5 separate regions of the Homo sapiens genome follow, and all the other regions are linked to region 3. A link is a contact called in ENCODE Hi-C or POLR2A ChIA-PET data. All regions are on one chromosome and are shown on one strand. The core of a region is the stretch at or near the end of the contact, and the rest is flanking DNA. Distances in the headings are between cores, read along the strand shown.

Region 1 (2,700 bases), core at 1-2,500, 870 kb after region 3:
AAAAAAAACCGTCACTATCATTTCACTTTTCTAAGGGACCTGAATCAAGATGAGGGAGTCTACGTGTGATTCTGCAAGAACTCCATTAAGGCTGCATACATAATGACCACTAAATCATTAACAGGAGTCCATAGCAATTGGGCTAAAACATCTGGGAGCATTTATGCTGGTAAAAGAGCTCACTTGGGGGCTAAAAAAAAAGTCAAATTAGGCCCAACTCTAAACGGATCTTTAACAAATCAAGAGAGTAATGTTAGTTTATCCTTCCTGAAACGCCAGCAGTACGATATTAAAATCCACTTAGAAGTAAAAACTTCAAGACGGAAATATGCCACCAACACTGGCGTCAGTAATCCATTTTAGAAAGCCTGCGCGGAGACCACCATTAGCACCGCTGAGGATATTTAATGAAAGCCGTTGGCTGCAAACAGAGGCGAAGAGAGAAAAACGATTATTTCGGTGTTCTGCACACACGCGGAGGCAAAACGCTTTCAGGACCTCAGCAGCCACCGCCGCCAACACCGACAAGCATCTGATGGAATTCACAGTTTTACAATCGAAAGTCCAAAAGAAGGCCATGATACTAGCAAATTGAGGGGTGGGGACCCTTCCGTTGCCTTCCCGAGGGTCCAGACTTTAAAGGCCGCGCTGCGCCCGGGGCCAAGGGTCCACTAGTACCGGCCTACGCCCCCCGCGCCACTCCCTGAGCCCCTTCCCGAGCGACCGAAGGCCCGGGAACCGCGAGCAACAACACCTAAACCTCAACCGGCCCGGGGCCGCGCCCGAGCCCTGGCGCGCGGACCGCGGTGAAGTCCGGGTTCGAGGTCGCCGCGGCGCCTGAGGCCGAGGCGCGGGCGAGGCCGAGGCTGCGTCCGCTGCGGCCCCGGGCGGTGGGGGGGCCGGGCGTGGCCGGTCGCGGACACTCACCACACCATGCCGTAGGCGCCCTCGCCGATGTACGAGAGGTTGGTGTAGCGCGGCCCCACGTCGAACACCTGCCCGCGGACCATCTCCGGGCCCGCGCCCGCCGCCGCCGCCGCCGCCATGTTGGCTGCCGGGCCGCCGCCGCCTCCGCCGCGCTGAGCTCGACGCTCGGCGGCCGCCGCTCAGCTCTTGTCGCCCCTCCCGCAGGGACTGCGCCGCCGCCGGTGCAGCCGCCGACGCTGACCGGGAGGAGGAAGGAAGACGCCGAGCGGGAGAGCTGAAGAGCCGACAGCCACTCGGACCGATTGCCTGCCTGCCTGCCAGACTGACGGGCGGGCCGGCGGGCGGGCGGAGGGAGGGGCGCGCGCCGAGGAGGGTGCCGGGGCGGGGACAAGAAGTGTGCATGCGGATTGGTTCCTCGCGGCTGGGGGCGGGGCCGCGCGGGCCGGCGGAAGCGGCGGGCTTCGGGAGGGGCACTGCGACGGCGTTGACTGAGGGGGCGCCACTAGGCGCGGTCACGTGCATTCGCGGTGCATTCGCGGGGGCGTCGGTGCGGGTCGCGTCTCTTAAGACACCCAGGGAGACAGACGTGGGGCAGAACTCATGGGCTGAAGTGAGAGATGGCTGGGGCCCAGGCGAGCGACCGAGCAGGGTCCGAACAGAGCCAGCGAGGGACCCCGGGCTGTGCTTGAGGCCCGACGACGCGCCATATCCCGGCAGCGCCGCAGCTCAGGCCTCTGCGAATCTGTGGTCCACACGCTGATAAACTTAGAGGCCTCTGCACTGGGGCAGAAACCGAAAGGCATGACCCAGACCGAGAAAGATATTTGCATACTGAGAAAGTGTGAAACACAATTGTCGAGACTAAAAGGAGACACTGAGAGGATACGCCAATCAGGTTAGTTCAGATGTTTGTTGAGCACACTCCATGTTCCTGGGGATCCACCCTTATAGAAGTTACCTTTTAGAGAGAGGAGACAGACAAATACGTGTAATGCTCAAGTTGTGATAAGTACGATGAAGAAGTACAAAGCAGAAGGGAGGGCGCGGTGTCTCACGCCTATCATCCCAGCACTTTGGGAGGCCGAGGCGGGCGGATCACTTGAGGTCAGGAGTTTGAGACCAGGTCTCTACTAAAAATACAAAAATTAAGTCCGGGCGAGGTGGCTCACGCCTGTAATCCTAGCACTTTGGGAGGCCGAGGCGGGCGGATCACGAGGTCAGGAGTTCAAGACCAGCCTGGCCAACATGGCGAAACCCTGTCTCTACTAAAAATACAAAAATTAGCCGGGCGCAGTGGTGGGCGCCTGTCATCCCAGCTACTTGGGAGGCTGAGGCAGGAGGACAAAGCAGAGAGTAAGGGATTAGGGGGTGGTGGGTCGAAACACATGAGAGATACATTTGCGTTCAGAGACAGACCGAGATTGGTACAGATAGGCAGAAATGCTGACAGAGCAGGTAATGAAATAGAAATGCAAAGATAGAGTCACTAAAACCAAAACATCGAGGTTTAGAGAAAAAGAGACACACCAGGTTAAGAAACAGTCACAAACAACAGAGGTTGAAAAAATAAAAATTAGAGTCCTGAAGCAGGTGGATACCAAGGAAAGCTAAGACAACGAGACGGACAATGACCCAGGCACTGCTTCTGAACCTTTTCCCCTGCCATGTTTGGAGGGAGAAGGAAGAGCGGCAGACCCTATATCCTCTTTGTTCAACTCTTCCAAGTTTAAAACCATCAACTCTTGACTTCTAGACATCAACAAAGATTAATTA
Region 2 (2,700 bases), core at 23-2,522, 960 kb before region 3:
TCCAGTCAATGTACAAAGACGTGAAGACTCAGCCACAGAAGGCAGCCACAGGTAGGACAGAGGAGTGACATGGGTCCAGGTGGGCTGCAGTTCTATGGGCTTTGAGGAGGGTCGGGCGGCAGAACTGGGACAACGGCGTCAGTGAGTGAGAGCCAGCTTGGGCTGGCGGGTCACAGCTGCTGGTGAGAAGTCAAAGTGGCGGCCAGGCTAGGGGTCTGTGGGTGGGTCCTGAGCTGAGGAAAAAGAACCTGGGGAAGAGGGGACGCTGAGGACCAGCCAGAGGAGTCAGGAAATCGAGGCCAGAAGCCACCCCTGACCCTGGACTCAGGACGGCCACACCTCCATTCCCCAGGACACCCCAGCATTTATCCACACAGAGAACGAGGCAGAGATATAACCCACATCTAAAATGAAACGTGTAACCACTCTCTAATGCAACTGCTCGGGAAGTTTTCATCATTTTAAAATCTGTACCAGAAATGATTTGAACCATTTCAAGAGGGTCTCAGATTTGAGTCACTGCAAAGTTGCATAGACACCATGCTGCTTGACTTCAAGGCTGAGTGAAGTCATTTCAGGCCAAGGAATCAGGAAGGAAGGGTGTCTGGTGTTTTCCCTTTTTGCAGTTGGGTGAGTGGCAGGTCCCAGCAGCAGACAGCATGCTGCAGGGAAGGTGGAAGAAATGTTAGGAAAGAACTATTGACTGCTACAGGGACTGGAGTAGTGTTGGGCTGGCTAGTGAGTGAACAGAACTCTAAAGAATGTAGGGGCTGGCCGAGCACGGTGGCTCACGCCTGTAATCCCAGCACTTTGGGAGGCCAAGGTGGGCGGATCACAAGGTCAGGAGATCCAGACCATCCTGGATAACACATCTCTACTAAAAACACACAAAAAAATTAGCTGGGCATGGGGGTGGGCGCCTGTAGTCCCAGCCACTTGGGAGGCTGAGACAAGAGAATGGCGTGAACCTGGGAGGCAGAGCTTGCAGTGAGCCGAGATTGCGCCACTGCACTCCAGCATGGGCAACAGAGCGAGACTGCATCTCAAAAAAAAGATGAAGGTAAAATAAGGTCATGTGGGTAGGCCCTAATCAATGTGATGGGTGACTCAGATACGCACAGGGGAAGCTGGTGTGTATACAGAGATAGAAGCAGTCGTCTGCATACCGAGAAGACCCTCAAAAGGAGCCAGCCCTGCTGACGCCTTGATCTTGGATCTCCAGCATCCAATGCTGCGAGACAATAGTGTCTGTTGTTGCAGCCGCCTGGTCTGTGGTGCTTAGTTACGGCAGCCCCAGGAAACTAGCACGCTGAGGAGAGCCAGCCAGCTCTGTATGCGTTTCAGGGCTGCCTCCTGCAGGCTGCTGAAGAGACTCAACCCACCCCGAGTGCTCCCATCTCTGGAAAGGAAGCTTGATGGCTGGCCTGCGGGTGCTGGTCAGTGCCACCCAGCCCCTTGGGTGGAGAGGAGGAGGGTTGACATGGGCCCCTCTTGCTTTCACTCAGAACCCGTGTGTTGCTGCCAGGACCTGTCCTGCGGGTCCTGCCATTCCAGTTGGCCTCGGGATTTCTCTGGACTATTTTCCGAAGCCCTAAGCCAAAGACGAAATGTGCCACCTCTGGGTGACTGAGCAAATGTGCGCTGTGTTTTCCTGACTTCATGGGAGGGTGTGAGACACTTCTGGTGGCTGCTTCTGCTCTGCCTGTGGGGTGTCCAGCCAGGGGAAGGGCACGCTGCAGGCTGGGAGCACAGACACTTCTATGGAGCCCCTGACAGCACCTCTGCAGCACTTTGGGAGGCCTCGTACAGGTACCCAGCTAGGCTGGGCTGGACTCCTCACCTGTGGACTGGAGTAAAAAGTAGGGTGCTTTAGGCCACTATGTTTTTTTTTTTTATTATTATTATTATTATTTTAGAGACAGGATCTTGCTCTGTTGCCCAGGCTGGAGTACAGTGGTATGATCATAGCTTACTGCAGCCTCAAACTCGCCGGCTCAAGCGATCCTCCCACTTCAGCATGCCTAAGTAACTGGGACTACAACACCATGCCCGGCTAATTTTTTTTTTTTTGGTAGAGACAAGTTCTCACTATGTTGTCCAGGGTGGTCTCGAACTCCTGGGCCCAAGTGATCCTCCTGCCTCAGCCTCCCAAAATGCTGGGATTACATGCGTGAGCCACCATGCCCGGCCTCGGCCACTGTATTTGGTAATTTGATACCCATCACGGAAAACCAAGACCCTGCAGCAAGATAACACAATCACTTCATGATGTCACCCTATCTCTTTCAAAACTGCCTGTTTACAGCCGGGTGCGGTGGCTCACGCCTGTAATCCCAGCACTTTGGGAGGCTGAGGTGGGTGGATCACTTGAGGTCAGGAGTTCGAGACCAGCCTGGCCAACATGGTGAAACCCCATCTCTACTAAAAATACAAAAATTAGCCTGGCATGGTGGCGCACACCTGTAATCCCAGCTATTAGGGAGGCTAAGGCAGGAGAATTGCTTGAGCCTGGGAGGCAGAGGTTACAGGGAACTGAGATAGCGCCACTGCACTCCAGCCTGGATGACAGAGTGAGACTCCATCTTAAAAAAAAGAAAAAACGAAAAAAAACCTGCCTGTTTACAGCCCCACGTGATGCCACTTGCTGGCTTCAGCCTAGAGTGGCTGCAGGACAAGCTGTTACTCCATGGGACAGCTTCC
Region 3 (2,700 bases), core at 10-2,509:
CAGCGCCGTGGGATGCTGGAAGGCATCGTGCAAACAATACGTCTGGGGAACGCCAAGTTACAGCTACACCAATCGCTTCCCCGCAGGACTCCTCACAGTCCAGGTGTGTGGAAAGCCTGCATAAGCCGAGCTGGGCTGACCAGCCAGAAAGAATTCTTTGATTTGTGGACTTGCTGGCAAGACTGGGGCTCTGAAAGATACTCTCTGGAAAGGCTCCTGTTTTCCCCTTGTGTCACAGGCACAGTGATCCTGGGGGTGGGTTTCACTGTGCAGAGCTGGGAACAGGAAACAGCCCCCTTGGACGCAGGCTGCTCAAGGGACTTCCATGACCTGCAGCTGTCCCAGTCCGCCGGGAGCCCCACATCCTACCCCAGCGTCGGCCGGCAGGGAGGCCCACCTGATTCCCACCAGCTCAAAGCAGTCCTCCTCAAAGTGTTTGGAGCAGAAGTAGATGTACTCGGATGCCGGGTCCCACAGGCCCTGGCCGCTGGGGTCCAGCCGCTGGCAGTTGGCCAGCCACAAGCCTCGCCTCGGGTTGTCCTTCTTGGGAAGTCTGTGGAGCCACAAACCCGTGAGCACCAGGCTGTCCACAGCCCTGGGCTCATGCTGCCCAAGCACCCCAGAGGGGAAACGCAGACCCAACACGCGCCGCCACGAGACCTCCCTGCGACCCCGCCGGGTAAGCACCACCGCCCGGGCACAGACGAGGCAACGGAGGCCTCGAGAAGAAAAGCAGTTTCCTCAGCGTCATCTGGCAGGTAACAGAGTGGGGCGGGTCCAAGCCGGCTAGACTTCCCGTCCTCCCCTTCCCGACTGCATTCAGTCCCGCCGGGACCGTTCCGCTTCACCTCCCACCCACAGGTTCAAGCCTCCTCAGTATCTGAGAAAGGCGCGAAGCCTCTACGCAGTTGCGACCCGAGGCGAGCAACAACTAGCGCATGCGCACGTGAGCCCGCGGCGCACGCGCGCTGACCTGTGGAAGGAGATGCCGCGGTTGCGCGTCTCGCGCGTGTCCCGTGTGCAGCAGCCGGCGGCGGAGCAGTGACGCGGCATCTGGGAAAGAGGCGGGAGTTAAGTCGCAAGCGGCTCTCCGGGCATCCGGAGGAGCCTCGCGCCTCCAGCCGCCGCTCCTCCCCAAGGGGCTCTGGCCTGTCGGGTCCCCCCCGGCCCGTTGTCGCCCCAACCCCGTCCCAGCCGATTCTCTTGACTTCTGTCAGCGGCACTCACGCTCTGGCCATTGCTGCGCCGCCGAAGTCTCGCGAGGGGTAGCGCGCGCCGGAAGTTGGTACCATAGAGACTGGAGAGCCGGAGGTGCCCCCGCCACCGGGGCGGGGCGGGGCGAGGTCCTAGCTAGCTGGGTTAGTAAGCGGCGCGAGCGTGCGAGTTTCTGACGCGCCCGCGTCGTCCCAGCTCCCTGGACTACCAGTATTGTCGCCCACGTGGGCTTCTCTTTCGTCCGCTCAGGCCTCACTTTTCTCCGTAAACACCCCGGCACGATGGAGCGGCCCCAGCGTTCGGGAGCGGCCCGGGAGCGGAAAGCGGCAGTGTCCTGGGAGCCTCGAAAGCCGCAGGGGCGGCAGCTCGCCTCGGAATGACCTCTGACGGAAGAAATAAAACGGGGCCTGGGACGCTTGCACGAAAGAACCCGACAAAAACCAGAGCCCGCACTCACTCTCGTACTGGGGAGGTGGACTTCAGGGAGGGTTATCTGGAGGAGGAATCTCTCAAAGTACAACACAGGAGAAAGACAGTATCGCAATACAGAAATTTTATTTTTTATTTTATTATTATTTTCCTGAGACCGGAGTCTCGCTCTGTCGCCCAGGCTGGAGTGCAGTGGCGCGATCTCGGCTCACTGCAAACTCCGCCTCCCGGGTTCACGCCATTCGGCTGCCTCACCCTCCACAGTAGCTGGGACTACAAGCGCCCGCCACCACGCCCGGCTAATTTGCAATACGGAAATTTTAATAGGTAATTAGCTCTCCTAGCGTTATGGTGGGGAATACAGAGGGATGGTTGCCTGCCGCACCCTCCCCTCACTATTCTTCGCCTTCTTCAGCCTCAGCTTCCACGGAATCCATGCCCACATCTTCATAATCCTCCAGAGCTGCCAGATCCTCGCGGGCCTCGGAGAATTCCCCCACTGCCATGCCCTCCCCCACGTACCAGTGCACTAAGGCGCACTTGGCCGAACTTATGGTCCAGGCAGGCCCAGGCCTCCGTGATGGCCGTGGTGTTGCTCAGCATGCACACCGCCCGCTGCACTTTGGCCAGGTCTCCCACAGGGACCACCGTGGGGGGCTGGTAGTTAATGCCCACCTGTCAGAGATGGGCAGCATAGAATGAAGTTTATATTGGCCTCAGAAATGGGAGCTCATTAAAAATCAGAGCTGTGGACCAGTTCCAACACTGTGTTTTAAGAATTGCTTCTATATTTTTTGGCATTATCTGTTATCTATCGACAATTAATATCCTTTGACGACTTTTTTTTTTCTTTTCTTCTCCTTCTTCCTCCTTCTCCTCCTTCTTTGTTGTTGTTGTTGAGACAGGGTCTAGCTCTGTTGCCCAGGCTGGAGTGCAGTGGTGCAATCTCGGCTCACTGCAACCTTTGTCTCCCAGGTTCAAGCAATTCTCCTACCTCAGCGTCCTGAGTAGCTGGGATTATGGGCATGTAAGATGGAGCCCGGAAGACGGAGATTT
Region 4 (2,700 bases), core at 96-2,595, 990 kb before region 3:
CCAGCTCCAATAGAGTGAGTACAAGATAGGTAACACCTGCCTTGTTTGGACCAGACCTCTAAACACCGCCCAGATCCCAGAGTAAAGGCAGATAAGGCAGTAGTTAAGAAGTAGGAAGAAGTAAAGGCAGCTACCCCAGAGAAGCTAAGGTCGGGAGAGGTGGAGGCTCCCACTGCACCCCCCTGGCCCATACCATAGGGGAGGTTTCCCCCACAGCAGCCTGGGTACTCACCTGAGGTTATTAGACAGCAGCATTAAGAGCCTACTCTAAAAAATACCCACGGGGCACCTTTCTTTTCCTTATTTCTAAATATGCCTGGATGTAGGGAAAGGGAGCTGAAGTCCTTTAGTTCCATTTTAAGTATGTTACATTACACATAGCTAAGAAACGGTGAAATATTGTAAGCAGCCAATATTTAATTATTTAAAAATTAAAATAGGCTGGAGCTCTCAGGCCACCTGCCCAGGGCGACTCCCCAGCAAACCGAGCAGTCTCCCTCAGAGTGGAGATGACATGTCTCCGCACCGGCACCGAGGGGGCGCAGGGCGGCGTGGGGAGGGGGACCCAGGCCGGGGGTCCGGGTGGCGCGCCCTCTCTCACCCCCGAGGCGGCAGGAGCAGCGCGGCGCGAGGACACCTCCGGGCCGTCGGTGCCCCTGAGCTTCCCGGCGGCGCGCTGCCCCAGGAAAGTTCCCGGCCTGCCGCCCCTCGGGCTGTTGGAAAGTTTCGGCGGCTGCAGGGCCCTGGCAGCTAGGCGCCAAGCGTCGCGCGGGGCGGGCACGGCTGCGGGGTCGGGCCGCGCTCGGCTGGAGTGCTCAGTGCAAGACGCCCGGACGGGTAGGGTAGGGCCCCAAGGCCACGCACAAAGAGACCCGCCCCCGCCGGCCCGGGGTCTCGGACGCCGCAGAGCGCGCGGACAAGACGCGGGTGGGGCGGAGATTGGCTCCGACGTCCGGCCCAGACCCTCGCCCGGATCTCGACTCCAGGGATAGGACCCTGTCCGGACCGCTGCCCGGAATGCGTCCCATATCTGCAGCCCCGCCCCCAGTCCCGGCTCCGACCCGAGGCCCCAGCCCCGGGTCCCACACCCCGCCCACTGGCTCAGGCTTACCTGGAGCGCAGCGTGGGCGGCCCCGCAGCGCGGCCTCGGACCCCAGAAGGGCTTCCCCGGGTCCGTTGGCGCGCGGGGAGCGGCGTTCCCAGGGCGCGGCGCGGTGCGGCGCGGCGCGGGTCGCAGTCCACGCGGCCGCAACTCGGACCGGTGCGGGGGCCGCCCCCTCCCTCCAGGCCCAGCGCGCAACCCGAGACCCCGGGCCAGCCCTCCCGCCCTCACGCGGCCCGTGCGCAAAGCGGACCGGGCCGGCGACGCGAATCTCCGCCCCGCCCCATCTGACAGCAAATTTTCCCATTGGTCGAGAGACCCGGCGCGGCACGGCAACCGGCGCCGATTGGGCGGATGCGCGGAGATGACGGCTTGCCATTGGGCCTCCGGGATGTCAGTCCCGGCGGATGACCGGCCCCCTCGCGGAGGGGCCGCGGCCCCGCACCTGCCCGAACCTCTGCGGCGGCGGTGGCAGGGTACGCGGGACCGCTCCCTCCCAGCCGACTTACGAGAACATCCCCCGACCATCCAGCCCCGAGCAGGGACTGGCAGAGCCGGCGCCCCTTCCCCGGACTCTGGCCGCGTAGCCTCCGCCACCACTCCCAGTTCACAGGTATCCTTCTTCAGCGCCTGCTACTCGCTGCGCGCTGCGCGCCGCTCCCTCCTGTCGACATCGAATTGTATTCTTCACGCAAGCCGCGAGAGAGAGTTCTGCTGCTATCCCCATTTTACAGTTGGGAAACAGCCTCAGAGAGGTTCTCACTTGCTTGAACACAGTCGTCTGACCCTGGGGCCTGGGGGCTCTCTCATCCTCACGCCCCTGGGTCCCCGCAGCGGGGAGACGATGGAGGTAGGAGCTGCAGTATTTCCGAGGGCAGGAAGGGACCCCCTCGGTAAACCAGGGGCTCACCTCCCCCACCAGGCCTGGATGTAGAGACCTCTTGGGCTTGTCCCACCCTGCAGGCCCCCCATGGGGCCGCCCTTTCTTACCTCCTCCTGGCATTCTCACAGCCCCACAGCTCTGCGTCTGGGGAGGCAGAGTTGTGCGTTTATGCCCGCACCCCGTACTACTGTCCCATTTTCTTCACCCTACCTGGAGTCAGGAAGAAACGGTGCTTCACTGCCTGTTGAGATTCACGTAGGTTACATTTCCTTGCCAGATTAAGAGCACCTGACATGAGTGGGACCATGACCCTCCGCCAGCTCTGCGTAACCTTGTGGTGTAGGGGGGAACCAGCAGGGATGCTGCCCAGTGGGCTTTTCTAGGGGGAGGTCCTGAGATGACTTCTTAGCCAGTGACCCTGGCTCACGCATGCTGTCATCCTTTCCTGCCCTGGATGCACCTGGAGATGACCAGTTCCTCGGCTCATTGCATTCTCCAAGGCCGCCTGGGGAACCAAACTGCCCACAACCATGCTTATGAGTGGTGGAGGGGTGTGACCAGACACTCTTGTCTTATCCACCCATATTGGGAGTCCAGTGTGTTCATCCAATCATTCCTTGGCCAGGACAAAGAAAATGAAATGGCCCAAGGCAAGAACTCACTGCTGGGACCACCGCTGGGTCCATCTGTGTGCTGGCAGCATGGTGAATCGATC
Region 5 (2,700 bases), core at 1-2,500, 680 kb before region 3:
CATCTCACCAAAAAGACTTACCCAGCCACAAATGTCAGCATGGCTGGGTTGAAAATCCTGGTCTCCAGGAATGCTGAAGACTCTTGGTGAATGCTATGCTGTCACATGTATATATTTTGGGATGTCAAGAACTAGAGCAAAACGTTAACTATTGAACTTTAGTGAAGAGCACAAGCGTATGCACTATACTATCTTTTCAGCTTTTCTAAATGTTTTAACTTCTAAAATAAGAAGTTTGGGAAAAATAACAAAGGTGGAAACTGATGGTGCAGGGGGACCTGCCCTATATAATTTGCAGGAAAGGGCTCCCAAGCCCACCAAGCAGGCCTGGCTCAAGTGGGAAGCTCTTCGGGTTTGGGAGGGCGCCACAGGAGACAGTGCTTAGGAATTTGATGTGCAACTGGAATGAGGCCCTGCGAGGCCTGAGAGGGAACTGACCCTGAAAGACGCTTGCTGCACAACTGTCAACAGACTTCCAACTACTGAGGGGCAATGCTGCTGCAGTCAGCGCCACCACCAGAGTCTGCCTGCAGGCCAATCAGGCACCGAGGCCTAGGGCCATCCTGTCTGGAAGCGCGTGGGGCACAGGGAAGCCCGAACAGGGAGTTTCTGCTAAGAAGGTGGGTGCTGCGCAACTGAAAACAAAACTGGTTGGACCCACTGATCACCAAAAAGGCGCTGTCTCAGTCTCTGCGCCCGTTGATTTTGTCAATCTTAGAGACCTCTTCCGAACACTTCCAAGGAAGGAGCTGATCTGCACAGATACCAAGAGCTGCCCGGAGGCGCCGACCCGGAGGAGGCGGCACCTCATCCCGCTGCCCCCGCGCACCTCGGTGCTCGTTCTGTAGGCGCAGGCGCTGGTTGTACAGGCTCTTTTCGGTGAGGTGCTGGATCTCCAGTAGCCCCTGCACGATTTCGAACACGGTGCCGTCGAGAAGCGCCAGGGCCAGGTCGCTGAGCGTGGTGTAGGACAGGCGCTGCTGGAAAGAGCTGCGGGTAGGGGGGCGCGGTGAGCCCCGGCGGGAAACGAAGCCGCCTCCGCAGGCCTCCGCCCGCCCCGCCTGCGTACCTGGGCAACTCCTTCACCAGGCTCTGTAGCGCCGACAGCAACTGGTAGTGTCGCTCCTGCTGCCGGGCACCGTCCGCCACCTCCTCCAAGGCGGCCGCGTAGCGCTCCATGGCGCGGACGCCCGCTAGCCGCCGGCGGCGGCGACGAGCTCCCCCAGCTTCACGACATCCCGAGCGCGGCGCGTCCCGCCCCTTTTACGATTGTCCCACGCGCGGCGCGCTCCGCCCCCTTTTACGACAGTCCCGAGAGGGCCTGGCCGCCTGCCCCGCCCTGCCCCGCGCCCCGCCGCCTGCTTATTCAGGAGGCGCGCCCCGCTCCTCTGCGGAGACTCCAAGGAGGGTTTTGCTCAGCCCAGGCTCGCACCTGCCTGCTCCCCGCGCGACATTAAAGGCGAGACTCCGCCGTCTGGATATCGCAGGACCACGGAGAATCCCACCGGCCCTTGCTGAGTCATTGCGGGCCGAGGTCCGGGCTCCGCGCCGGCGCGCCTGCGAGGTGGACTGTCCCGGTCACCGGCCTCCCCAGAGGCAGGGGTCTCGGGCCAGAGCCCACAGGACCTGGGTCTAAGGCACCATCCGCGGCCGAGCAGTGGCGCTGGGGTCTGTCTGCGTCCTCCCCGCCCCCGGGGTGAGACAGACAGGACCGCCCTAGAGCCTCTGGGTCAGGACAGTCGGAGCCAGAGTCCCCATCTGGGCCTCCGTGGCCCCCAGCCCGTGAGCCCAGACTGCGCTCTCCCCGCTCCACAGGCCAGCTGCTGGGCCGGGGCTGGGGGGCTTCTGGTGGCTGGGGCTGAACCGTCTAGGAACAGGCTTTAATAGGAGGGGCTCGGGTGGAGGAATGGCTCCTGCAAAGGCCCTGCCAGAGTCAGGTCAGGTGGGTGGGCGAGAGGACCAGTGTGGCCAGGCTGCGGAAGCCAGCACAGGAGACAAGGGCGGGTGCTGTGCATTACAGAGGCTGCTGGGGGCTTGTCCATAGAGCAGCAGGGGGCACGGAAGGGCTTGGGGACGCAGACACGATCAGACTTGCATTTCATCAGGCACTCTTTAGCTGCCTGCTGGGTGGCTGGGCTGTGTGAGATGACCCTGCTTTGACCAGGTTAGGAATTATGACTGGTTTCCAGAGAGAACATTGGTTAGTAATTGGCTATGGGGAAGAGGGGGCGTTGAGCCAACCAACTGGGGTCCCCCTGAAGTGCCAGCAAAGTGTCTGGTTTTCTCCAGGATCTGTTTCCTCAGTCCCTGGCAGGATTGGCTCCCCTGCACGCCATGTCCTTGTGGTCCCTTCCAGACAGAAACCAGGCATGAATAAAGTGAATAATGACAAGCGCTCAGGCCACTGCCGTGGAGGGCGGTCCACAACCCAGAGCTGGTCATGCGCCGGGCACCCTGGCCTCCAGGTCCCTCAGAATGGCAGGAGCTGGAGGTGGGACTCGAGATTGTGGGAGCTGAGTCTGTAGTGAGTGACCAGGAGCCAGCTGGGGCTGGGCTTGGTCACTGTCACCTCCCCCGGAGGTGGTGAGTGGGATGATTAGCTGGGTGAAGACGCCTGCCTGTTTCACCAGTGTCCCTGCCCTCAGTCCCCCAGTCCATGAAGAGTGTCTGTGTGGAGACTGGGAGGATATAGGGCAGCCC

Evidence for each region. Hi-C counts contacts between places; a loop is a spot of excess contacts on that map. ChIA-PET counts read pairs that join two places held with the same protein, here RNA polymerase II (POLR2A). Pooled maps may share reads with other maps.
Region 1: a loop to region 3 is called in a map of CD8-positive, alpha-beta T cell, with 10 times the contacts of the local background. The contact joins the promoter of MAPK1 here to the promoter of THAP7 in region 3. A Hi-C loop is called at or near these places in 1 of 168 maps with a recorded cell type or tissue (CD8-positive, alpha-beta T cell), 1 of 37 single-sample maps with no recorded cell type and 10 of 50 pooled maps. POLR2A ChIA-PET finds 5 or more read pairs at or near these places in 2 of 52 experiments (WTC11 and activated CD4-positive, alpha-beta T cell).
Region 2: a pooled map shows a loop between it and region 3 (2.5-fold over the local background). The contact joins the enhancer-like site here to the promoter of THAP7 in region 3. A Hi-C loop is called at or near these places in 1 of 168 maps with a recorded cell type or tissue (CD8-positive, alpha-beta T cell) and 8 of 50 pooled maps. POLR2A ChIA-PET finds 5 or more read pairs at or near these places in 1 of 52 experiments (activated naive CD4-positive, alpha-beta T cell).
Region 4: a pooled map shows a loop between it and region 3 (5-fold over the local background). The contact joins the promoter of ARVCF here to the promoter of THAP7 in region 3. A Hi-C loop is called at or near these places in 1 of 168 maps with a recorded cell type or tissue (CD8-positive, alpha-beta T cell) and 8 of 50 pooled maps. POLR2A ChIA-PET finds 5 or more read pairs at or near these places in 1 of 52 experiments (activated naive CD4-positive, alpha-beta T cell).
Region 5: a map with no recorded cell type shows a loop between it and region 3 (10-fold over the local background). The contact joins the promoter of DGCR6L here to the promoter of THAP7 in region 3. A Hi-C loop is called at or near these places in 1 of 37 single-sample maps with no recorded cell type and 7 of 50 pooled maps. POLR2A ChIA-PET finds 5 or more read pairs at or near these places in 1 of 52 experiments (activated naive CD4-positive, alpha-beta T cell).

What each region holds. Positions count from the first base shown.
Region 1 is chr22:21,866,395-21,869,094 of GRCh38, forward strand. MAPK1 (mitogen-activated protein kinase 1) reads right to left here and starts at 1,251. Exons shown (of 9, transcript NM_002745.5): 1 at 928-1,251. The coding sequence starts at 1,046. RefSeq lists a silencer at 1,182-1,421.
Region 2 is chr22:20,037,044-20,039,743 of GRCh38, forward strand. The region is part of intron 2 of TANGO2 (transport and golgi organization 2 homolog); the gene reads left to right. Among named protein-coding and RNA genes, the nearest start is that of MIR185, 5.3 kb to the left of the region's middle. RefSeq lists a silencer at 1,503-1,664. Within about 2 kb of position 1,273, at least 2 of the 41 ENCODE cell types and tissues checked have a DNase peak (open chromatin) inside an H3K27ac peak, as active enhancers do.
Region 3 is chr22:21,000,859-21,003,558 of GRCh38, forward strand. It overlaps THAP7 (THAP domain containing 7), which reads right to left and starts at 1,260. Exons shown (of 4, transcript NM_030573.3): 1 at 974-1,260; 2 at 398-553. The coding sequence starts at 1,053. THAP7-AS1 (THAP7 antisense RNA 1) reads left to right here and starts at 1,064. Exons shown (of 2, transcript NR_027051.1): 1 at 1,064-1,971. RefSeq lists an enhancer at 114-323 and silencers at 924-1,093, 1,114-1,223, 1,865-2,255.
Region 4 is chr22:20,015,478-20,018,177 of GRCh38, forward strand. It overlaps ARVCF (ARVCF delta catenin family member), which reads right to left and starts at 1,346. Exons shown (of 20, transcript NM_001670.3): 1 at 1,112-1,346. It also overlaps a transcript of TANGO2 not described here. RefSeq lists a silencer at 1,238-1,637.
Region 5 is chr22:20,318,810-20,321,509 of GRCh38, forward strand. DGCR6L (DiGeorge syndrome critical region gene 6 like) reads right to left here and starts at 1,251. Exons shown (of 5, transcript NM_033257.4): 1 at 1,070-1,251; 2 at 830-990. The coding sequence starts at 1,179. RefSeq lists silencers at 597-891, 928-1,157, 1,288-1,417, 1,608-1,657 and an enhancer at 1,537-2,324.